Regions from separate parts of the Homo sapiens genome. Here region 2 is linked to region 1. Evidence: chromatin contacts called from ENCODE Hi-C data. All regions are on one chromosome and are shown on one strand. The core of a region is the stretch at or near the end of the contact, and the rest is flanking DNA. Distances in the headings are between cores, read along the strand shown.

Evidence for each region. A loop is a pair of places that touch in the nucleus more often than their neighbours do. Pooled maps may share reads with other maps.
Region 2: a loop to region 1 is called in a map of naive thymus-derived CD4-positive, alpha-beta T cell, with 9 times the contacts of the local background. The contact joins the enhancer-like site here to the promoter of NUF2 in region 1. A Hi-C loop is called at or near these places in 2 of 168 maps with a recorded cell type or tissue (Right ventricle myocardium inferior and naive thymus-derived CD4-positive, alpha-beta T cell), 2 of 37 single-sample maps with no recorded cell type and 8 of 50 pooled maps.

What each region holds. Positions count from the first base shown.
Region 1 is chr1:163,320,022-163,324,072 of GRCh38, forward strand. It overlaps NUF2 (NUF2 component of NDC80 kinetochore complex), which reads left to right and starts at 1,933. Exons shown (of 14, transcript NM_145697.3): 1 at 1,933-2,191. LOC127814295 (a long non-coding RNA gene) reads right to left here and starts at 1,714. Exons shown (of 5, transcript NR_182654.1): 1 at 1,601-1,714. It also overlaps a transcript of RGS5 not described here. RefSeq lists enhancers at 1,673-1,882, 1,923-2,152.
Region 2 is chr1:165,595,942-165,599,992 of GRCh38, forward strand. It overlaps the pseudogene TRK-CTT13-1. Among named protein-coding and RNA genes, the nearest start is that of LRRC52-AS1, 16 kb to the left of the region's middle. RefSeq lists a silencer at 242-449. Within about 2 kb of position 2,135, at least 30 of the 41 ENCODE cell types and tissues checked have a DNase peak (open chromatin) inside an H3K27ac peak, as active enhancers do.

The DNA of each region.
Region 1 (4,051 bases), core at 683-3,182:
CTCAATTTATCACATCAATAGTAATATTAACCCCCAAATAAACAATATTTATTGTTGATATAACAAAATGGTTGTCTTGCTCTTTTCTTCCTTTGCCTCATTTTTCTCTTTCTCCATGGTCCATTCTAATCTTGGCTTTCACATAAATCGCTTGGTTTTTTTTCTAGATTCTCAACGACAATTTAGACATTTGTTGAGCACTTGCCACTTGCAAGGTATTTTCCTAGGGACCATGTATAAATAATAATAGTCAAAATAACAGCTAATACTTTTCAAGTACTCACAATTTTGCCAGGCACTTAATTAAGCACTCTACAGGAACTAATTCACTTAATCTTCATGATACCGTATAAAGCAGATAGAACTGTCACCCTATTTTAAAGATGCAGAAACGAGCTCAGTTAGGTTAAATAGCTCGCCTAAGTCCACCTAGGTAGTAAATGGTGTGATCAGGGATTTCAATCCAACTCCCTTTGACCGTAGAGATGTGCTCTCAGTCACTACGCTATGGTTCCCTTCCCTGCCTCTAAGGACATATAATTTGGTGGAAATTATGCATGTATCAGTAATCAATTTGATTTGGCAAGTGTCAATGAGACAGGTCTCTTTTTTCTGCTTTCCTCACTGACTCTAATATTTTTTTAAAATCTATTTTCTTAATGTCCTTTTGGGTCTTACTAGATTCCGACTTTGAGACTTACATCAGTAAATAGACATTGAAAGGAAAGACAAAAGCCCTGAACTAATGATATGAAATGTATTTTTATTTAGAATTGGTATAGACTTCACTATCAATAGGTTTAGTTCTTCAGGACAGGACAAAGCAGCGGAATTTGTGTCTACATTCAATACAACCTTTCTAGCACTTTTTTCACATAATTCAGTTCAGGTTCCCCATCCAACACACGACTGTCACCAGATGATGCTCTACTCTGTGACCAGATACAAGTCCTATTACGTCTTCTCCTGTCCCAAACCTCAATAAAACTTAATGGCTTTCTCCCCTGACAACCAGGCCTGCCATGGCTTCCTAACTTGTGTTAAATGCAGTGTTTCCACTCTTGCCAAAACAAACAAACAAAATACCATGTAAAAAAATACAGATTTCAGGGCCCCTTATCTGAAGAATGCAACTCACTCAGGAATGTGCAAATTTGGGGAACAGTTCAGAGGTGAAAAGCACTGATCGAAGAGGGAGAAGCTAAAATCAGGAGACCTGGTTTCTACTTTACAGTCCCACTTACTGTATAACTTCTAACAAATCACTTCTCTCTGAGTCCAGTTTTCATATCGGTGAAAGCGAGAGGATTTGACCAGATGAACTGTTATGTTCCTTCCACCTCTTGAAGTCGTGCTTATGAGCACAGAGTCAGAGGATGTGTGTTCATATCCCAGCTATGCTACTTGTGAACTACTGTGCGCAGAGAACTGCATTCTCTGATTCAGAGCCCTCACCTGAGGGGATGATAGTATCTCTCCACTATCCCTTTTCTCCCCTTTAATGAAGTCTAAATGAGATGATGCTTATAAGCATCTAACAAAACCCGGCACATAATCAATGTTCAACAAGTTATTATTACTCTGGAATTCTATAAATTACCTCTGTACTTCCTCCCTTGTCACCCTGAACTTAGTGAAGTTTCCTTCACTTGGTTTTGCTCTTCAACTCGGACCCCGAAAACGCTCTAAACGCTGGCGGAAGTCACGCAGAGATGGGCTAGACGCTCAACCCCGGTCTCTTCCCCGAAACCGCGGTGCTCCCACTTCCTGCAGTCCGAGGTTCCGACTCGACGCCAGCTCCGCGAGCAATGGTTCCGCCCTGCGCCCTGCCCCTTCCATGACAACTCCAGTCCCACCTGCCTGGCGTCTCTTGAGCCCAACCGGCATCCGTCGCGGTTGGACGTGGGCTTGGCGGAATGGGGCGGGACTTCCAGTAGGAGGCGGCAAGTTTGAAAAGTGATGACGGTTGACGTTTGCTGATTTTTGACTTTGCTTGTAGCTGCTCCCCGAACTCGCCGTCTTCCTGTCGGCGGCCGGCACTGTAGGTGAGCGCGAGAGGACGGAGGAAGGAAGCCTGCAGACAGACGCCTTCTCCATCCCAAGGCGCGGGCAGGTGCCGGGACGCTGGGCCTGGCGGTGTTTTCGTCGTGCTCAGCGGTGGGAGGAGGCGGAAGAAACCAGAGCCTGGGAGGTGAGGGGCGGGCCCGTCGTTACTTTTTATTTGATGTTAGTCCCAGAAACAACCAGAGCTCAGTTCCTACTAAACTAACGGGTGTTTTCTGGTGCAGCATAGACCGAAGAAGACGAGCTTGAGCTGAAATTGTTCAAGTTAGGCATACATTTATGTGTGATTTTTGGAAAGGCGGTGGTAATGTGGTTTATTTGGCTGCAGATGCTTGTCAGCTTTTTACACATCTCCGTTGCCAAACGTTTCTTAACCAAATCCAAAACCATGAATGAAAAGGTAAAAATATCACACCTAATCCAAAATTCAAAGGAAAAGAGCAGCGCATATATAGCACTACGCATGCATAACGCCATCATTGTTCCTTTTAAAAGTTCAAGGAACGTTTTACTTAATTCATTGAAGTTGGGAGCCATTTCTGTTTATTTTTGTTTAATCTCTGCCTCGTGGAACTGTGATGTCCACAAATAGTTTATTTTAACAAAACGAAGTGTGTAAAATTTAACAGAGTACTTTTAGTACCTACTCACTCTGCTCAGCATCGTGGTGCTGCAAATAAATGAGAAACCAGATGAGTAATTATAGGTTAATCTTTGCTACTCGTTAGACAGAGTATTACTGCATATATATTAAGTCATTTATATACTTTATCCCACCTAGGAGCTCAAACTATGTAGTTGGAAAGTGTCTTCATCTCTCGTTAATGAATAAATTGTAACTGAAATTGTACTTCGAAAGAATGATAGAATTTGGATATTGGAGGAGGTTCCAAAAGGAAATACTGGAAGTTTGGGAAAGTTAGGAGACTAACTTGGAGCAGAAATTTCATTCAATTATTAAAGGGTTTAGAAGCCTAGCAGAAAAATTTGAATTTGATGTGGTGGGTAAGGTGAGTAATTGAAGTATTTTCATACAAATATTATATGATGCGTTAAGTGTTTTTATAAGGATTAATCTGATAGCAGAGTGCCAAACATTAGAGAAGAGAGGAACAAGTGATAATAATTATGAAGATACTTTACACCTACGCTTTCTATTGCAATACTCTCTAATTCAGATGCAGCTTTTTTGGAAAAGTGACTTTTTCTGAAGTCTTTCTTTGGTCCAGTCCTTTTATGAACAGTTTTTAAGGCTGTGACTTAGATGAAAATGTAGAATGCATATTTATGCTGAAGGGAACATCTAATATGTGATGCATCAGAATCTGGATTCCAAAAGATCCCAGCTCTGTGGCCTGGCAAGGTGGCTTATGCTTGTATCCCAGCACTTTGGGAGGTTGAGGTGGGAGGATCACTTGAGCCCAGAAGTTCAAGACCAGACTGGGCAACATAGTGAGACCCTATCTCCACACACACACAAATTAACAGGGCGTGGTAGTGTGTGCCTGCTGTCGTCCTGGCTACTTGAGAGGCTGAGGCAGGAGGATAGCTTGAGCCTGGGAGGTCGAGGCTGCAGTGAGCTGTGATTGTGCCACACTGCACTCCAGCCTGGATGACAAACTGAGACCCTGCCTCAAAGAAAAAAAAATAGACAAAACGTCCTAGCTCTAAAAGGAAAGCTTGCAATCATGAAATTTAATAGTAGAAAGTACAAATCCTTGCTTAAGTTTCAAATAATCAATTTATACAACAAGAACACAAGTGACACAGCAGATGGTGACCAAAAAAAAAGAGAGGGAAAGGGGGAAAAAAAGAACAGGGAGAAGCCGCCTTGATGCAAGACGGTCATGATGAAGTTCTTGGAGTTTCAGTTGATCAGTAAGTGCTACAGCAGAGGCCATTATACTGTGCCCTAGACCAACCATATCTGGAGTGTCGTGTTCAGTTTGGGCACTACATTTTAAGAAGACATTTACAAAATAGTGTG
Region 2 (4,051 bases), core at 885-3,384, 2.3 Mb after region 1:
GATTAACTCAAAAATATTTTTAAATAAAAATTTCCCTACTCACATAGTAGGTTGAATCATATGAAACTGCAAATATTTGACTCTTTTTGACCCAAAAACCCCCAAATTCTGGCAATTCAAGCTATACATTTCATTAACAACATTGGCACTAAAAATTTAAAGAGAGTATTAGGAATCCCTACAAAAGGTTGCAGAAATAAAATTTTTAAAAAATATATTTCTCAAATTACAAAGTCAACAGGAAATTATTTTGTTCAATGTTTTCTATTTTTAGATGTATAATTTTTTTCAGTGACATACCTATAGCCTCTTTTAATCTGAATACCACAGGATATAATCAGTGATAACTAAGAAGAATTTTTTTTTTTTTTTTTTTTTTTTGAGACAGGGCCTCACTCTGTAGCCCAGGCTGGAGTGCAGTGGCAGGCACAATCTCGGGTCACTGCAACCTCCACCTTCTGGATTCAAGTGATTCATGTCTCAGCCTCCCTGGTAGCTGGGATAACAGGCGTGTGCCACCACGCCCAGCTAATTTTTGTATTTTTTGGTAGAGATGGGGTTTCACCTGAAGTAAGAACTTCAGTAATAAATTTGGCAATGCCTAAAATAATAGTAATACACTTCATGTTTGTTTATTGTTTATATTTCAAAGTAGCTTTAAATGAAATGACTCTATTAAGCCATTTCTCCAAATCCTTTGTGTGAAAATGAGACAAAGATGGAAGAAAGAGAGAGAAAGAAAGAAGGAAAGATGGACTAATTTTAATTATCGAAATTTAGACACCCAAATGAGCATTGTCTTTCAAAGGACTCCCTATAGCTACATATCTAATTCCAAGTGACGCTGCCACACTGATCAGAACGTTCATGGAATTCCTCTTTGGAATCACTTTCCAAGTTACATAAGAAAACCAGTACATTCTTTAACAGTCATATTTTTTTCTTTTTCTTTTTAAATTCCAAAACGGGGTGTCTAGCTAGATCAGTTGGTAGAGCATAAGACTCTTAATCTCAGGGTCATGGGTTTGAGCCCTACGTTGGGCGCTGTGTTTCCCAGCATTTTGGGAGGCCGAGATGGGCAGATCACTTGAACTCAGGAATTCGAGACCAGCCTGGCCAACATGGCAAAACCCCGTCTCCACAAAAAAATACTAATATGAGCCAGGTGTGGTGGCGCATGCCTGTAGTCCCAGCTACTTGGGAGGCTGAGGTGGGAGGATCACTTGAGCCTAGGAGGTGGAGGCTGCAGTGAGCTGAGAGCGCCACTGCACTCCGGCCTGGGTGACAGAGTGAGACCTTGTCTCAAAAAAAGAAAGAAAGAAAGAAAAGAAAAGAAAATGGCACCAACCAGCTTATTGATCTACTTAGTTCCAGATGCTTTTTGACTATTTGCTAAAATGTGTACATACATGCATACATAAAAATAAAATAAAAACGACTCGGGAAAGGAAAATATTTTTACACTGAGGATACCCAAGAATGCCGGGTACATTCTCCCACTTTCCCTTTTTGTCTGCTTATTACCCACTTCCTCCAGCAGTACCCTCCACCTTCTGACAGAAAACCAGGTCTCTTCTCTGTAAACCAAGGTGGTTCGAAATGAGATGGTGGGAATGTCCCTTACAACGGCCAGCCCCAATCCCACCGGGAGTAACTTCGACATATTCCTTTACTCTTTCTGCTTCTTTTAACATATCTGAAAATGGAAAGTAGGTAAACTGCACCTACTTCCTCAGAAGGTGGAAGGGATTCGTGGTGTAATCTCTCTACGTGGGCGGAAACACACTGTAAGCACCCAAATAACAAAATGTAAATGTCTAGCAAGTATATAAAAAAACATCAGGAAAGGTTTTTTGTTTGTTTTTGTTTTGTTTTGTTTTTGTTTTTGTTTTTCATATAAAAGGCCAAAAGTAGGGAAGTGACAGAAAGGCTGATTGCCGACCTTTTCAGAGCTTACTTATTTTAAACAATTACACTGACTCATAAAATAAAAGTATTTCTTGTGCCCCGGTCAAAAGCAAGTGGATTTTTACTTTAAGGGTGAATAATAAGAATGCTTTGGGGATGACGAATAAAAGGGCTTCCCCCGGCTAGCCGAGGCGGAGCCATCGGGGATATACCATCTCTCCTCGTCGATCTGGAAGGCTTTCTGAAGGAACTGGGGTTTGTGTCCCTGGCACGCCCGGGACCTGCGTGGGGCTCAGCGCGCTGCCAGGCGACCTCAGCAGCCCAGAGCTTCAACGGTTGCTGTGGCAACAGGCCGCCCAGAGCAGCAGTCAAAGTCCCTGCGTGAGCGACTGCACTTCCCAAGCGCGGAGAGTCTGCCCAATGAGTTCCGCCCTCTCTAGCGCGCTTTCTGTGATCCACCAATCAGGCTCTGCCACGCCCGAGCTGAGTGGTCAGCTTGCCTGGGAGGGCGGGGTTAGGGTGCAGAAACAGGACGGAGAAGGGGGCTGTATTTCCCCTGGCGTGTGAAATGGATGTTAGTGACTAAAGCTCAATTTTCCAGTTAAGGGAGGAGCCGAGACTTTTAAGTCGAGTGTTCCTGTGGGGCCAAAAGGATGGTTTCAGAGAAATCCCAGGAAGTGAGAGTGCTGGGATATGCGAGGGGCCCACGGAGCCCTCCCCTGCGTGTCTGAGATCACACCCTGCGGGTACCCTGCCGTCGTGTGCTGAAGGAGGTGACTGGATCTCGACTCCAGAGTTTGCTCCTGAGATCGAAAAACAAAACAACCCAATAATAGTAATGACAGCCCTGGGTGGGGACAGTTGCAGCAGGTCTCATGAGAAACTCACTAATTTTGTAGGTTCAGGGAAGGCGTGGGCATGTTGGTGAAGTAAGGTTCTGAGTGGAAGAAGAAAATGCTGCTTCTGGGGAAGAGAATACCGTCAGAAGGAAGGAAAGAAAGGAGGGAGTGGGAGGGGAGGGGAAATCAAGGGAGAGGAGAAGAGGGGAGGAGGGAAGGTGAGGTGAGGTGATTGGTATTCTGCCAATCCCATTCTGCACACTAGTGAGACCTAGCAAGGACTAGAGTTTCAGGGGGAAAATACGAGAATAATGAAAGATAACAGAGAGGAAAGAAAAAAGAAATAATTGAAAAGTTTGAAAGAAGAAAGACAACAGCTGAACCAATGGAGGTGAAAATAGAAGGAAATGAAAATTCTGCAAGCTTTTGTTTCATGGATAAAAGGACTGTATTTTCTGGTCCATTATCAGGATACAAGATGGAAAAAAAAGCTATTGAACTTGTGGAGAAAGTGGCTGGTTTAAATTAGTCCTGTCCCTGAAAATCCAAGCTGCGTGTTTGTCAGTCTTATGGCTGATTTAACTCATAGGCCCAGGAGAGAAAGGATAGAAGGAAGCCTGAATGACCAGCAAAGAATCTGCATCCAATCAACACTCAGAGCATGTATGCTACATTCTTCAGAAACCTTCAGGAGTCATAGACTGTGGTCAGTTCTTCGTCAGAATTATTTTAGATTTACTTCAGTTGTTTTTTCATCAAATGCACATAAAACATGGAATTGTTCTTAGCTGTGCAGACCTTGTCTATTTTCTGAAAGGAAAAACAATGTTAATTTTTAAAGCCCTACATACATTACATCTTTGTACTTTTCAAATCATTGTGTCACCCCCTTCCCTTCTCTTTTGAAGGTGCCTGGCTGAATCTCTCCTATTCTCACAATGGCTTTGCCTCCATTCTGCTGAAGTCGCTTCCCATTGCTCACATTATTATACTGTTTTTACTTCACTTCCAAGCTTGTTTCTGACTACACAAAGGGTGCTGTAATTCTGAGTTCCCTATATATAGAGTTGCTTTTCCAGGAACATTATTAATAAAAGGAAAGGTCTTCCTTTTCCATTATGGAGATATACCCATGTTACGTTGTGCTTTGATGATCTGGGCTCTGACTTATAAAACCAGTGTTACTATAATTTTCACATCTTTGAGCAGCTCTGCCCAGTCAGTTCCCCATAGGTCCCTCGGGAGTTTTTCTTGTTTTATTTTTGAATCTTAGCTGGAATCTATCTTCATTAGGAGTCTAGCGT